Linked DNA regions of Mus musculus: region 2 is linked to region 1. The links are chromatin contacts, found by Hi-C or POLR2A ChIA-PET in ENCODE. All regions are on one chromosome and are shown on one strand. Each heading gives the region's core, a stretch centred on a gene start or an enhancer-like site at or near the end of the contact. The rest is flanking DNA. Distances are from core to core; before and after follow the strand shown. Region 1 holds the start of Hmga2 (high mobility group AT-hook 2). Region 2 overlaps Msrb3 (methionine sulfoxide reductase B3).

What was found. A loop is a pair of places that touch in the nucleus more often than their neighbours do. ChIA-PET counts read pairs that join two places held with the same protein, here RNA polymerase II (POLR2A).
Region 2: a loop to region 1 is called in a map of Patski, with 3 times the contacts of the local background. The contact joins the enhancer-like site here to the promoter of Hmga2 in region 1. A Hi-C loop is called at or near these places in 1 of 37 maps with a recorded cell type or tissue (Patski). POLR2A ChIA-PET finds 5 or more read pairs at or near these places in 1 of 5 experiments (Patski).

The regions. Positions count from the first base shown.
Region 1 is chr10:120,473,670-120,481,183 of GRCm38, reverse strand. It overlaps Hmga2 (high mobility group AT-hook 2), which reads left to right and starts at 4,715. Exons shown (of 5, transcript NM_010441.3): 1 at 4,715-5,231. The coding sequence starts at 5,121.
Region 2 is chr10:120,869,813-120,877,326 of GRCm38, reverse strand. Msrb3 (methionine sulfoxide reductase B3) reads left to right here. Exons shown (of 7, transcript NM_177092.4): 2 at 6,176-6,292. The coding sequence starts at 6,217. Among named protein-coding and RNA genes, the nearest start is that of Gm15910, 16 kb to the right of the region's middle. Within about 2 kb of position 4,791, at least 1 of the 3 ENCODE cell types and tissues checked has a DNase peak (open chromatin) inside an H3K27ac peak, as active enhancers do.

The sequences.
Region 1 (7,514 bases), core at 3,466-5,965:
AAAAGACAGGTGGCATTTCTGCAAAGTCAAGTCGGTATACACTCAATGCACTCAAACTCAACATTTGTTGAAAACAAACTTACTTTGCTTGGTAATCTCCAATGATGTACTGTGTCACCACCACCAAAAGCCTACCTTGGTAGCAACCTAGTCTTTCATTGTGAATCTATAGGGAAGCCAGCAGAGGTAAGCCTTTCTACAGTTCACTGAATAATAAGCCCAAAGAAACACAATTGGGTTTGAGCCGTGCAAATGCGCTCGTTTTAAACATTCGAAATGCTTTTCAGCAAAACGATAATGCAAGCCCCTAAAGACAGAGAGAAAGACTGTTCTGTTTCTAAGTAAATTTATATATGTATGAAATGGCTTAGTAAATATCAGCTACATTTTCTCCACCGCATACAGAGTCACTTTCAAATACCTGGTTATAATAATCCCATATATTAAGATGCGTTCATAATGAATTCAGTAAGTTCTGAGAGGAAGCCTAGACTCTATTTTCGACATGGGAATATATTAAGATGTAAACATAATGTTGGGGAAGTCTTGAGAACCCTGATCCCCTCCCTCATCACAGCCGAACCTTCCTTTAAGAAGACTGAAGACATCTTATTACAGGCTACTTCTCTTAACCTCTGTGGTATATTTTATAACATTGTATTAAGATGACCTTTGCCGCACTTGGGAGGCAGAGGCAGGCAGATTTCTGAGATCGAGGCCAGCCTGGTCTACAAAGTGAGTTCCAGGACAGCCAGGGCTACTCGAAAAACCAAAAAAAAAAAAAAAAAAAAAAAAGATGACCTTTGCCTTAGTAATGAATTAAGAATAATCACCAGAAGCTTGCTATGAACCAAATAACATCTAGACAACATGAGCAAGACAGAAACAGCGATGAGGCAGTGGACATGCTATCTGTCTTCTGGGACTGTAGATGCGATCTTCATATAATCATGAGGAAAGTGGAGGGAACTAAATGTCACACAGGTTGTCAAGCTAGGGCTAAAATTCATCCCAGATCAGTTGCGTTAAAAAGTGTCTCCTTGTGACCCACTATCAACAAGCACTGCCTGCAAACTTAGGATATACCTTGTATCAAGTGTCTTACTAAAATGAGAATGATTCTGCCTGATATACCGTAGCAGACATTATGAATTCTCAGCACCGAATTTTTTTTTTCCTTTTTCTTTTTCTTTTATTTTTCTCCCCACATTCTCCCAAGACAGGGTTTCTCGGTAGACTTGGCTGTCCTGGAGCTTGCTCTATAGACCAGGCTGGCCTTGAAGATCTGCCTGTGCCTGCCTTCTGAGTGTTAGGATCAAAGACATGTGCCACCATTGCCCAGGTGCACCCAAATTTATAAAGCATGGGGCAGGAGATCTTAGAGCAATTATGTTTGTGCACAGAATTAAATGAGAAGTACTTGGCCCCAAATTTTCTATATTATCTTATTTGTTTTTTTAAACCGAGTTCTGAGTCTTCTCATTGGGTTTCACCAACCACTAATGCGCTTGCCTGAGCTAAACATCAGTCTAAATCCCACATCCCAGATCAGTAGAAAACTTGTTGATGTGACCCAAGGTGCTGATGCCCGATTTGACAGCAGGTGAAGGAGAAAGGGATTTCACGCAGAAAAGCTCAACCTGGAATGAATGCTACAGAGAGAGGGAAGTGAATAAAGGATTGAGAAACCTAAATTTGGGGATTCAACTTCTCAAATGTGAGTGAGAAAAAAAAATGTTTCCTTAAGACAAAAAAAAATATAGCCATTGAGCTTAATTAAAAGACTGGTATATAAAGATAGCACCTCAATAATAAAAATCTTGATAATTTAAAAAATAAAAACAAAGTTTTATGCTTTGCCTGAAAAAAAAAAAACCCAAAACAAAACTATACAGTAACTTAAAAGGATTATAGGCATCAAAGAATAACAATGTATAAGGCTAACTTGATAAAATGGAAGGAAAAACTTGTTTATATCCTGGTTTCTATAAACTCAAAAGAGCTCAAATCTGAGAACAAAATGGAATGAAAACAATTGGCTGGATTTCCCTTTTTAAAAATGTGATTCTCTTAGATTCTAGGTTATTGTGAAAAACAAAACAAAAACCAAAAGACACAACCAACCAACCAAGCAAAAAACCCAAAACCAGCACACATGCACATACACACAACAACAACAACAACAACAACAACAACAACAACAAAACAGTTCAAAGCTCTCCACTGCCACCACCCACCCCGACCCGGGGTTGGAATCTCATGCTTGCTAGCATTTGTACCTTAAACAAACAAACAAATACAAATCTAGGGAGATAATGTGATTCTCAGCATAAAATTAGCTGACTGAAATCCTGGGTGACTTTTGCTTAAATCCATTTCCTAGAACTTAGTCTGTCCCTCTGGCCAATCAAACAAGAATCAAAACAGAAGCCCATATTATGCGCATGTGTAAAATGCACGCATCAAAGAGTAAATGTACAATCTCTCTCTCTCTCTCTCTCTCTCTCTCTCTCTCTCTCACACACACACACACACACACACACACACACACACACACACACACACACACACAGAGGAAATGTGCAAACTCCTCAGCTAGGAAATGTCAGTGCACTCGTGAGAATGTGAAATTTCAGTCCCTTTGATGAAGATACCATCTTTCAGCCAAGCCCTGACAAAACCTTAGGTTCCTGTTAGACCCCTCCCTCGGTATTCATTTGCTGGGCTCCATCTGGAGGTATGGGGGTCTCTTCCTCTCCATCAGAGCTAAGCGTTCCCAGACTCAACGCCAGCCCTCGGTTCCTGCAGAGCACTCTATGTACAGAGAAGTGTCCCAACTCTGCAAAGGGCAGCTGGAAACGGATTTAAAACGGCAACGCTGACCAATCAGCACAGTCGCGCCCAAGCAGACATTTACACGTGCCTCAAGTACAACGGAACCTGGCAGAGCCTAGATCCCGGCGTTAGGGCTGTAAAGAAGGCGTTTTTATTCCACGGTGTTCCGTATCTTTGTAAGAAAAAAAAAAAAAAACTTCACTGGGTGAACATTTTTATTCTGGAGTCAGTCCAACACAATTTTGGGTGCGATGTGGGAAAATCTGACCCTAAGATTTTCTTTCTTCCCCCTTTCAGATTTGTGTTATTCAAGGATGAGAAAGAGGTGCCTTTTAGAACGTTTTACGCCTTTCAAAAAAGTTGACTGTGGCCACGATGGTGTTCACATAACTTAGAAACAGCCCAGGCTATAAAATTAGGACTTGGCAGAAAGGAATTCTGAGGGAGAAGGTTAAAATGAAGGCAAACTTCAGGCAATTGGTGCGGTGGAAGGATAAGTGATCGGTAATATCCCATAGAGTTATGGGCGTCCCAGCACGGGGGTGCAGCGCCTGCTCCAGGAGTCAGTCCTGGGGGAGGGGACCTCGATAAAGGAGCTGGCACACTCGGTGTTCCTGTGTATAGTGTGCAAGTGTGTGCTTTTGTTGCGAATGTGCTTACTGGCACCATCGTGTGTCTGGTAGTGTGTGCTTAAGCACGGGTTTGTTTGCATGCCTGCTTGCCAGTGAAGTGTGTGTGCGCGCACACATGAATTTTCGTGCAAGCTTGTCTGCGATCACACGCGTGGGCCCGTGTATCTTTGTGCACGCTTGTTTGTGCGCCGGCCCGTGCACTCTGGGGTGAGGGCATTTCTCAGTGGAGCGGGGGGGGGGGGGGGGTCGCAAGGGGCGCTCCGACTCCTTGGTCGCTCTTTTCCCGGGGCTGAAATAGTAGACAGCGGCGGTTGACCCTGAATGCTTCCGGAAACTTCGGGCAACCCTCGGTGGAAGCACAGGTAGAAGCCAAGCTCTCCAGGGTGACTCTGAGATAGTCATTTTCTTTCGCCTTCCTAGGACAGCCGCTCAGGGGTGGCCTCCAGCGGCGATCCGGCAGGAGAGCCTAGGCCCTGTCTTTTTAACCCCACTGCTGGCGGGAGCACGTGAGCCGGGGCTCCGGGTGGCAACCGGGCGCCGCCGCCTTCGAGGCAGTTGTGTTTCGAACGCTGCCTCTGGCCCGCGGCCAGGCGCCTGGGCTCGGCTGTCCGCCTGGCCTGCCCCCTCCTCTTGCTTCTCCTGCAGCCCCCTCCCCTTTATCCGCCCACGATCAGAGGTGGGCACTCCCCGTTCCCGCCACCCCCTCCGCAAGTGCGAGCGCGCGTGTACACACACGCACACGCACGCACACACTCATCCCTCTTGAATCCCGGGCAGGAACTCTGAAAACTTGCAGCACGGGCAAAACTTGGGCTCCGGGTGCAGAGCGCAGAGGCCAGCAGCTTGTCCCTCTGCATCTGTGCAGTGCCGCCGCCTGACCCCGCCACCCGAGGAGGCGCGGTGCCACCCACTGCTCTGTTCCTTGCTAGAGCTGAGCTGGGCGCCCTACCGGATCCTGGCAGAAACTTCCACTCTCTCCTCGGTTTCTGACCGCACTAGTCAGTCTCTATCTCTGTCCCGTTCTGTCTCTTTGTCTCTGTCTCTCTCTGAGTTTCTGTCTCTGTCCCTCTTCTCTGTGTCTCTCTCTGGCTCTCTGCGTCTCTGTCTCTCCTTCCCGCCCCCCTCCCTCTCTCTCCCTCTGGGGTGGGGGAGAGGAGGCGGAATTCTTTCCCCGCCTAACATTTCAAGGGACACAATTCACTCCAAGTCTCTTCCCTCTCCAAGCCGCTGCCGAGCGTCCCAGTACCCGCAACTCCCGAGCCTTTGCGGAGAGAGCAACCCTCTCCGCCTCCAACTCTTCCCTCTCCTTCGCTTCCCGCCTCCTCTCCCTACCTCCACCTCTACCTCCGCCACCCACTGCCCGCAGCGCCTCCTCCTTTCCTCCTCCTCCTCTCCTCCTCCTCTCTTCCTCCTCCCCTCTCTCTTTTTGGCAGCCGCTGGACGTCCGGTGTTGATGGTGGCAGCGGCGGCAGCCTAAGCAGCAGCAGTAGTCCCCGGCGCACTCGCCAGCTCGCCTGCTCTCGCCGCTCTTGCCCTCTCCAGCTCTCTACATCCCGTCTCCCGAAAGGTGCTGGGCGGATTCGGGGCGGCGGAGGCCGAGCGGCTGCAGCGGCGGTACCGGTAGAGGCAGTGGTAGCGGCGGCGGGAGGCAGGATGAGCGCACGCGGTGAGGGCGCCGGGCAGCCGTCCACATCAGCCCAGGGACAACCTGCCGCCCCGGTGCCACAGAAGCGAGGACGCGGCCGACCCAGGAAGCAGCAGCAAGTCAGTACGCCGACGCGGAGGGGCCACTCAGCCCACCCGCGACGCCTCTGCCCCCGGGGCCCCGCGACACGCCGGGCGACCGGAGCGCGGGAGCGCAGCGGCTACGGCAGCGCAAGCTAGCCCGCCTGCCACCCGGGTGTAGGTGGGGCGGGAGACCGAGTTCCCCTGGAGAGTGCGCGGCGCAGTCTCTCCGGGTACCCGCGCTCCCCGGCTCCAAGAGCTGGGGTCCCGCGGCGAGCCGTAGCCACCCGGTGGAGGTGGGGTCGCGCGAATCGTGGACAGGGACTTTCGCTATTGTGCGCAGCCCCGGAGCGGCGCGGCGTGGCTCGGGGGGGGGGCATCGAGCCTCGGGGGTCCCAAAGAATAAAAGCGTCGCTTTGTCAGCCGCTTTGGCGACTGGGGGGACTGGGGAGTTCAGGAGGGGCAGGACTGCGAGTCCGAAGCTCTTAGACCCGCGGCTTTCTCCGGCTTCTCGGGGCCGCCTTCCCGTAGGAGGCTGATGCGCCGCGGCCGCCCCCTCGGTGCCCTCCCCACACTCCATGGCCCAAGGCTCGCGCCCTCCCGACAAAGAACGCGTGCGGAGCCGACTGCCCGCCTGGTGCTCCTCCCGAGGATATTTAAATGCCTGCCGAGCTGCTACAGCCGCCGGGGCTGGCGGGGAAAGGATCCCGGAGGATCCCAGGCCCCCGCGGGCCCGGGAAACGCGCTTCGCCCAGGGAGCTCTGGAAGGAAAGTGCACGGTAGCCAGGGTCGCTTCCCCGCCAGGAGTCGGGTCCCTCTTTGGCTCCTCGATCCCGCTCCTCTGAGCAGCCCAAGTTTTAGCTTCCTCTTGGGCGAGTGGCTGGGGGCTGGGAAGGGACGGTCGAGGGGCACCCAGGACCCCGCGGAATGGAGGGTTTTGTCTGCGGATGCAACCAATTAAGAGTGCAAGCCGGCTGTTGCAGAGTTGTGCGCAGCGCCCAGGGCCGGGGGCGGGCGGGCGGGCGGGCAGGGGGTTGGGACGTTCGCAGCAATTTCCAAGCCTAAGGACGCGTCTATTGAGAACAGTAAAACTCCCTTCCCGGCCTTTAAAAAAAACCAAAAACTTCCCATTTTTTCTTTTGCTTTAAATCGCTTCCCTCGGGCCAATAGGCGGATTAGAAAATAGTCCTAAATTGCCCCCGTAGAGCTAGGTGGGAAATCGAAGAAAGTTTGTTGGTGTGTTTTAGAAAAACAAGGAGTGTACCTTTTGGGAAATCATCAAAGGAAACAAACTAATCTAGAGGCCGCCGAGATTTCCCGCTCTGCCCTTAGCGACACTTTACAGTGCTTTGGGATCCCGTTTTACACCTCCCAGGAAGTCTCCGCTCTACCCCCTTGCTTCCCACCAGCCACCCAGGTTTTCTGAATCCTACTAATCGCACCCCTCCCCCAAAGGCTAAAGGAAAACGCATTGAGATCCGGAGGCGGCTGGGAGTTTTTACCTTTGAGTGAAGGCCGAGTTCACAAAGAAAAATGTGTTTCCGATGTGTTTGCTCTAAGTGCCCACTGGCGCTGGTGTCCAATGGAAGTTTCTAAGCACCCCCCTCCGCTCTCCCCCTCCCCCGCTCTCTAGCTTGCGAACTTCCACGGAGAACGCTCCGGAGTTGTAATTAGTCTCGTTTAAGCACCCAATCTGAATGAAACGAGAGTAGATGATTCACCGGAGAGACGTTCAGCGTCCGCGGCAAATCTATCGCTTTTTCTTAATTGCCTGAGTATTGGCTACTTAGCCTAGCACCCAATAAAGTCAAACGTTAATATACCTGGTGACCTCGTGGCTGTTTCAATTTCTCTTTCCCAGATACTTGGATTTTTCTCCCCACTACCCCGTTTTTCTTTCCAGTCCACCCCCCCCCTCCCGCCCAAAAGTCTCTTTAAAAAAAGGTTTGAGGACAACATGTTTATTTTTGTAAAAAGATATTTAAATTTCGACTGAAGATCATGCCTGTCTCTCCAAAAGGAAGTGGAGAATTGAAGCAATTATCTAGATAATTCAAGCAAAACCTTCCACCTCAGATTTACCATAATTATTTGGAAATTTTAGGGGGTGTGGAATTATTCTGAGCTGAAGAGTTTGGATAATCGCTCCAATATTTCACTCAGACTGTGTGGGTTGAATCCTAAACCACCTGGAACACAGGCACATAGAGGTGACTGCAGCCCATGCTTTCTCTCTCTCTCTCTCTCTCTCTCTCTCTCTCTCTCTCTCTCTCCTATCTTTCCATCTATTTATGACAATTTTTGTTGTTTAGAAATACGTAG
Region 2 (7,514 bases), core at 3,542-6,041, 400 kb before region 1:
ATTCATCCATCCATCCATCCATCCATCCATCCATTCATTCAACTTTTACCAACTTTGCCATGGAGTGACTGGCCGCTTTGCTTTCTGAAGGACTGGGGCAGAGTTACCTCTCTGTGGTGAAACAGCAATTGTCTGGTCTTCAGTGTCTTTATCTAGGAGGCAAGTCCTCTCCTGCCACCATAAGAGGAGCTTTGGGACAGTCAGTAACGAGGTGATTAATGGGAGAGCGACCGTAGGCTTTCTGTGACGTTCCATGACCTTGGCGGTGGACTTCTCATGTTTCTGGAATGCGTTTTCTGAAATAGGTACAGTAATCTTTAGCACCAGAATTCCTGTCCGTGAGGATTAAACATATATTATTTTAAATTGTATTGGGGGCGGGAGTAGGGGTAGATACGCATGAATTCAGGTGCTCCTGGGGCCAGGGGTACGTGATCGCCACGGAGGAGCGGCTGTTACAAGTAGTTGTGACGTGACTACTGGGAACTAATTTGGCTCCCCTAGAAGAAAAATGTTCCCTCTTCACTTCGGGGCTCTCTCCAGACCAAAGGAATTTTTAATATAGTAGAGGAGATTAAAATAGACTTTCTTCTGGCTCCATCACTTGCTGCCCTGGCACGTCAAACAAGTTCTTATCCGAACGGTAATTCTTGCTGGAACAAACTATTGCAGATACCAAGGGCTGCACATGCTGAAGGCTCCCTTCTTGTTTGCATTGCATACTCTCTGTGGGCCAGATGGGAGTTCTATTCCTTGTTCCCTTCCTCCGGGGTCATGGTTAACAGAGCTGCTCTGGACTAACCGTAGAGCTGGGATTATTACAGAAGAAAAGCAAACGTTGTATGGTTTCACACCAACAGCTAAGAGGCTCGGGAAAGCGCCACTTTGACCAACTCTGCAGCTTATGTATTGCTTGGAACGTGTCGTGTGGCCTCTCCACCACCAGGGGGCAGCAGGAGGAACCGCATTCCTAGCGTGGGAAGTGGAGAGCCAGAAATAACCAGAGAATAGCAAGCAGTAGGAGTAGCTACCTCGGAATCACACGTTCAGACTCACAGAGTTCGGACACTTGAATCCGGTTACTATTCATGGTAATATGAAATGCACGCGTGCAAATATTTAAATAACATGAAGTAGATTAGCTTATGAAGTTATAAAACGATAGGGAAGTTCCTGCGAATAAAAGCACACAGCACACACACAAGCAGATAGCACTGTTATCTAGAAACCTTTAGAAAACGAGGCACTGGGGGCTTTGAGGAAGGTCAGCTCTAGAGCTTTATAGCTCTCTGTCAGATTGCAAGCATCTGGAAGGTAAAGATTAAGTATGAGAGAGTAAGCAAACAGAAACCCAGAGGGAGTCGAAGGACCAGGCTGGGATAAAAGGAATAGTGTTTGAGATACAGACACGGTTTCTGCAAAGGGAGAAAGTGACCATCAGCCATAGGAGATGCCGCCAGGGGGCGCTGCGCCTCTGTTCCGTGGGATCTGTAGTGTTAATGTAGGGGTGCCATGTGCCTCTCTAATGACTGATATCACAAGCTCTATGTTTACGGAGGAGGCTTGCAAACCTCAGCGTAAAACACCTCATTGAAGCGTAGCGTGGTCAGTGAGGGTCTTAGTGTGATCTCAAGGACTCGAAAAGGAAAACCAGAACAGCAGAAAGAAACAATTGAAAAACCAGATCTAAACTGGGCCTGGCGAGGCCGAGGGGCACGAGGTGGAGGCCTGCCTGGGATATAGACTGTGCTAAAGGCCGGCAAGACCCCATTTCACATAAAAAGCGACAGAAATGCCTGGGATGAAGTGTGGTGACAGAGGGATTGTCTAGAAGGGGCAGGGCCCTAGGTTCAGTCTCCAGTCGTCCTCCCCCTGAAAGTATTTTTTTTTTTACATTAAAAATTAAACTGCTTTATGTGGGTTTTTCTGTCTTGTCGATGCTTTTTATATACCAAGAAAAGAAACAGGGCATCTGAGTTCAGATCGCTAAAACCCATGTGAAGACAAAGTGTAGCTGAAATACACATATAACACAGAACACATATAAACTGCGACATCAATGGCCCCGTTAGAACAGTGCATAGGTACATTTTGCACTGTGGTAGAAAAAAAGACATTTTAAAGCAGCAGTTCTCAACTTTCCTAATTTTAGTTTGAAAATGGTTCGGAAGACTGGGGCACTCTTAAAACCCAGGCTTCCGCGCATCAGAGTTAGCAGAGGTGGTGCCATCACTACCTATCCAGCCGCTGACTTCACAGAGGCAGCAGCTAAAGGAGCTGCCCATCCATTCAGCCAATGACAGTTGAACATAAAGTATGTCAGGCCCCATGCCCATGAACACAATGTTTCCAGTTGGACTTTATAGCAGGCATTTTAGTTAGAGGTTCAGAGATGCTATGGTAACATTTCTACTAAGGGAAATGGGGAAAGTGGGGGTTTGAGAGACTGCACGGGTCAGTGGAGCATTTTCTGTCAAGGGTGGTCTTTATTTTAAGATTGCTTTCCTGAGCTGGGCAGTGGTGGCACACACCTTTAACCCCCAGCACTTGGAAGGCAGAGGCAGGTGGATTTCTGAGTTGGAGGCCAGCCTGGTTTACAGAGTGAGTTCCAGGACAGCCAGGGCTACACAGAGAAACCCTGTAAGATTGCTTTCTTGGTTCTTGCTGTCAGCACACCTTTTTTTTCAGGAGAGAAAGAAGACCGTGGTGAGATCTGAGTGTTATGTTTTTAAAAATTGCCCTCGACAACATTCTAATTTGCAATCGGCTTTTGGCGTTGGGGGGAGAGCATTTCACCAGCTTGTGAAAACCCCTCACGTACACAGTTCTTTGCATTTGTTGGCGAGGGATCCGACCTTCAGGGCTGACACTTCAAGTCCACGGGTACAGTCAGCTCTATCTGGAACTAATTATCAGCTTGGTGAATTCTCTGGATTCCCTGGTAATGCTCTCTCTTGCTAGTACATTGTTCAACTGCAGGGCAGAGAGGAAAACGGGGGAGTCGGAGAAGACCCAAACCAAAACCACTCGCAAACTGAGTTCAGTCATGATCTGGACGTTAGAATTCTGAGGCAGTCGGGGTATTAGATAGGAAAGTAGAAATCTTTGAAAATCATAAGGTGTTTGAATTATCTTTGAATTTTTAGTGAGGGTGCTTTTCAGCATCCCACCTGTTACAGCCCTGGCTGGCAATCATACACTGTCACAGATTTCAATTCCTTTTAGCACCATTAGCAAAGCAGCTGGGGGAGACAACACTGGAAATGAGATGCCCAGAACAACCAGTTTTATAGGTTAATCATTTACATTGAGTCTTCTACTCAGGAAGTGACTGAGTGCTTGGTTGTCATGTGCTGGGTAGTGAGATACAAAAAGGTCCCCTCCCTGCCCTGCAGCGTTAATTTAGAAGAGGCAAGAGTGCAAACCACACCAGTATCCTGAAAACTGCCATAGGAGAGCCGGGGGCTCGTCAGGCGTTCTGTAGGGTCAGCGCTGGGAAAGCTATGCTGTGACCAGCAGATGGTGGGAAACAGTATCAGAGAGCATGGACTCGCAACGGAGGCTTGTTCTGGGGAAACCGTGAGCAGTGCATCCAGCAGGGCCATGGGACAGGATAGGATGTGGTGAGAAACACAGGAAGAAGGCATGGAGTTAGATGGATGGGGAGGAGGGGTCTGGGAGGACCTGGGAAGAGTTGAGCAGAGGTGAAACCAGGATCAGAATGTACTGATGGGAGATTTAGTTTTCGTAAATGTTTTCCGGCTCATGTAATACTAAGCAAATATCTGACAGCTAACTTTTTTTTAAAAAAACATATACCACATACTAGGAGAGGTCCCTTTAGCTAATTGCTCTTTTGAACTGCTATTTTAGAGTCGGAGAAGCAAAGGTAAGTAACTTGTCCAAGGTCATACAAGCAGTTACAGAGACAGACAGAGTTCCAGCCAGGCAGTCCGGCAACAAAGCTAGCACACATCCACGGTGACAGGCATCTTTCTGGGAATGGGTTGTGTATTTTACATCTGTCGTCAGGGTCCGTTTTCTATTGCAAGTGTAAAAATACACACTCCTCCCTCTCTTCCCTCAAAACCTCAGTCCCAAAATATTGTTTACCATGCTCCTGTTCCCGGACCGGACACATTAAAGGCGCATCTCGTGGGTGCTTCTGTTGGACGGAGCTAAGCAGGGCATGCAGACACAGGTGGGCAGAACTGCCTTTCAGTCCATGGCTCAGACACATATTCCCAGGGTGCTGGGCACTTCACAAGCATTCTGTAAACTTGCCCACCTTCTCTAACATACTTGTGAGCATTCACGTAATTAAGGCTGTATCAGTGCCCAGCCTATAACACGGGAGATTTGTGAGTGGCTCACACCATGACAGGTTGTGTTCCTTCGTTCTTCCACATCCGAAAAGCCAAGGTGTCTGTGTCAGTAACTCTATCCATTGCTGCACTGCTTGGTGTTAGTATAGCACTTCCAGGGTCGACTTTAAGCACCAAAAAGGAAACAAAGCAGTTTAAACGCCCCCAAACTGGGCAAGACCAATTTGCCACTAGATGGCGCTCTGGCTATTTGGGTAGGGGAAAAAAAAAAAAAAAGATCGAGTAAGGACTATTAAATCACAGCCACTTTGAGCCCCTGGTATTTGCAGTCCTAGGCTTTTAATTGTAGCCGGCATCTTTGTTCTTTGCCTGACCTGCGGAGTGACGTCACTGCCTTGCTTCCTGTGTGCTGGCTTTGACACAAGCCAGATGGCCACAGTGATCCGTAGGCGCCCAGGCCGCCTGGTACAGCGGTTGATGAAACGGAATAGGAAGGCATTTTATGGTCAGCTGCGGGAGCACTGAGAGGCCGCAGCTTTGCTAAGTAATTACATTTACCGCACATACTTTATCCCTCATGGGGAAGGGTCTCATGGAGGGGGAAAAAAAAACTTACATTTTTATTTACGGCGTTGTGAGGTATAGACCTTTGATCTTTTATTAGCCAGTAGTCTGCTACAAAGGCATGCAGTCTTTGCCTGCTCCGCAGTCACTCGTGAAAATGACATCTTTATTTATGTCTAACGGTTCTCAGGCTGCGCATTGTGATTCTTAGCCCCCACCCCCACCCCAACCCCTCCAGTTAGTAACACAAAAATGTTTTGCTTCTGTAGTGAGTTTAGTTTGGGAAAGTCAGAGTTCAGGCATGTTAATACAAGCAGATTTCGGTCAGATATACTCCAGAGCGACTTGGTCAAATAGATTACTGTTTATCACATGTTTGCTCTTCAAGGGGGTCAGGAGAGTCCAGGAAAAGACTTTTATTTCAGGGTAGGGAATGGAGGGGGTGGCGGCGAGGAAATGATCAAGACATTAGTTTCATTCCATCTTTGGACATTAGGCAGTTGAAGTTACTTAACACGGCGTTTTTAAATAAAACACGAGAGATTGATAATCACCCAGTATTCTTCAATCTCATTTGAACTTAGTCCACACCAATCACGGCCCTGCGTGAGATCTTTACGCACCAATCATGGCCCTGCGTGAGATGTTTACGCACCAATCACAGCCCTGTGTGGCATGCTTATGAAAACCCCACAAGCTGGACTTTTGTCTTAATATCGTATAGGTTGGGGATTCTTCTACGTGATTCATTTCTCAAGACTTCAGTAAAATATTTTCTACCCCTTTCAATGTTGGGTCATGAGTTCTACTCCCAGAATTTTATTTAGAGGTTAAAAATCATAGAATTAAACGAAAGGGCACCTTCCCTATGCCTTCTTCAAAGTTAACGGATTGTGGAGCAAAGTCTCATAGTCGTCCTTCATCTTTTGTTTTTTTGTTTTTTTTTTTTTTCCCTTGTCTTAAAGGGCAAGTCTCTACGTAAGGACACATTTTGGCTCTGCTGTTAAATGAGCGTTTCCCACACCACGTTTGCTCTGTGTCCTTGGATCTTCGAGCCTCGATTGCACTCACATATGTACTGGGGATAAAGCCAGCCTCCTCAGCGAGTGCAGGAATTCACAGTGGCAGGGAGAGTCAGCTGTCCATCCGAAACCGCCGCACTATGGTTTATTAGCACTGTGCGTGCGCTTAGCCCTAGGTCAACCCAAGCCATCAGTTGTTCCATGAGTGTGCCTACCGTTCCTGAGGTTTTAATTCGTTGTTTTTGTTTCCTCTTTCCTACTCAGCTTCTGCCGCTGCCTTTGCCTCTGCTGGAGATACCACAGCTATGTCTGCCTTCAACCTGCTGCACTTGGTGACGAAGAGCCAGCCCGTGGCCCCGAGAGCCTGCGGGCTCCCCTCAGGTTGCCAATTGTTGTTCTGTGGTAGGGCACCGGGCAGAGTGGGTATTTCTGCTGCAGGAAATGGTACACCAGCATGCTTTACTAAACTTGATCTCTTTTATTTGGACCCTAATTTAAAGATGGAGATTGGTTACAAACCCTCACCGTCCTCTGAGTGACACCCATTTCCATGGTCCTTTCAATATTGGAGGTCCCTCGCCCAGCACTCACTTGTCACCAGTGTTTCCCCGTGTCGTCTTGTTCTCCAGTGCATGGGTACACATCTACAAGTCAGTGCACAGGAGGTAGAACTTTCAGCTTGTTAAGGGAATGCCAAGCTTCTCGCTGTACATGTGGCCGATCCTTTAGGGAAAAAGTGAAAATGGGAAACTTTAAGGTAATTGTGTCACGTATACTGTAGCCAAGAGTTTCTATTAACAAGAACCAAATAAACAGAACGGATATAGCATGTTTCAAACTGGGTCCAAAATTAGAACCACAGGCTGGAGAGATGGCTCAGTGGTTAAGAGCACTGGCTGCTCTTCCAGAGGTCCTGAGTGCAGTTCCCAGTAACCACACGGTGGCTCACAACCATTTGTGATGGGATCTGATGCCTTCTTCTGGTGTGTCTGAAGACACCTACAGTGAACTCACATACATAAAATAAATAAATAAGTCTTAAAAGATAAAAATAAGATAAGATAGAACCAGTATACTTTTTAAAGATGTGATTTTTAAGCACTTAAACCAAAGAAGCATAAAAGTTCAAACTTTCACTGTGTGTCTATAACATTTAAGTTAGTATCTCAATTTTATTATGAAATTCGCAATGGTCAAATGTTTTACTTCAGTGAATATGATTGTTAATACTATTTATAGTCCCATTACTGTATACATCTTTATCAATATATCCGGTAGAGAATTTTATTATGTTATTAAACACTTACAAAGAGTCGAATGCATGCCGTGAGCAGTGGGGATATGGTGATAAACAAGGCTCAGTTGATTGGGTTTTTCAACAAGTAGAAGAGAGAAATAAAACCGGAGGAGGCCCTCTGACCATATGTTGGTGTGGCTAGACTGGACACGTCTGTGCCTTGGGTAGAGTGGGGAGCAAGAGCGGAGTGATCCTAGCTGCCTTCTGTAGTGACAGAAGTTTTGGAAGGGAGGTGGCTCTCTGAAGCTTAGGAGGCCTCCACAAGGAAGATGGCTGATCGCAAAGCATGCGCAGCGGTTAATTGCA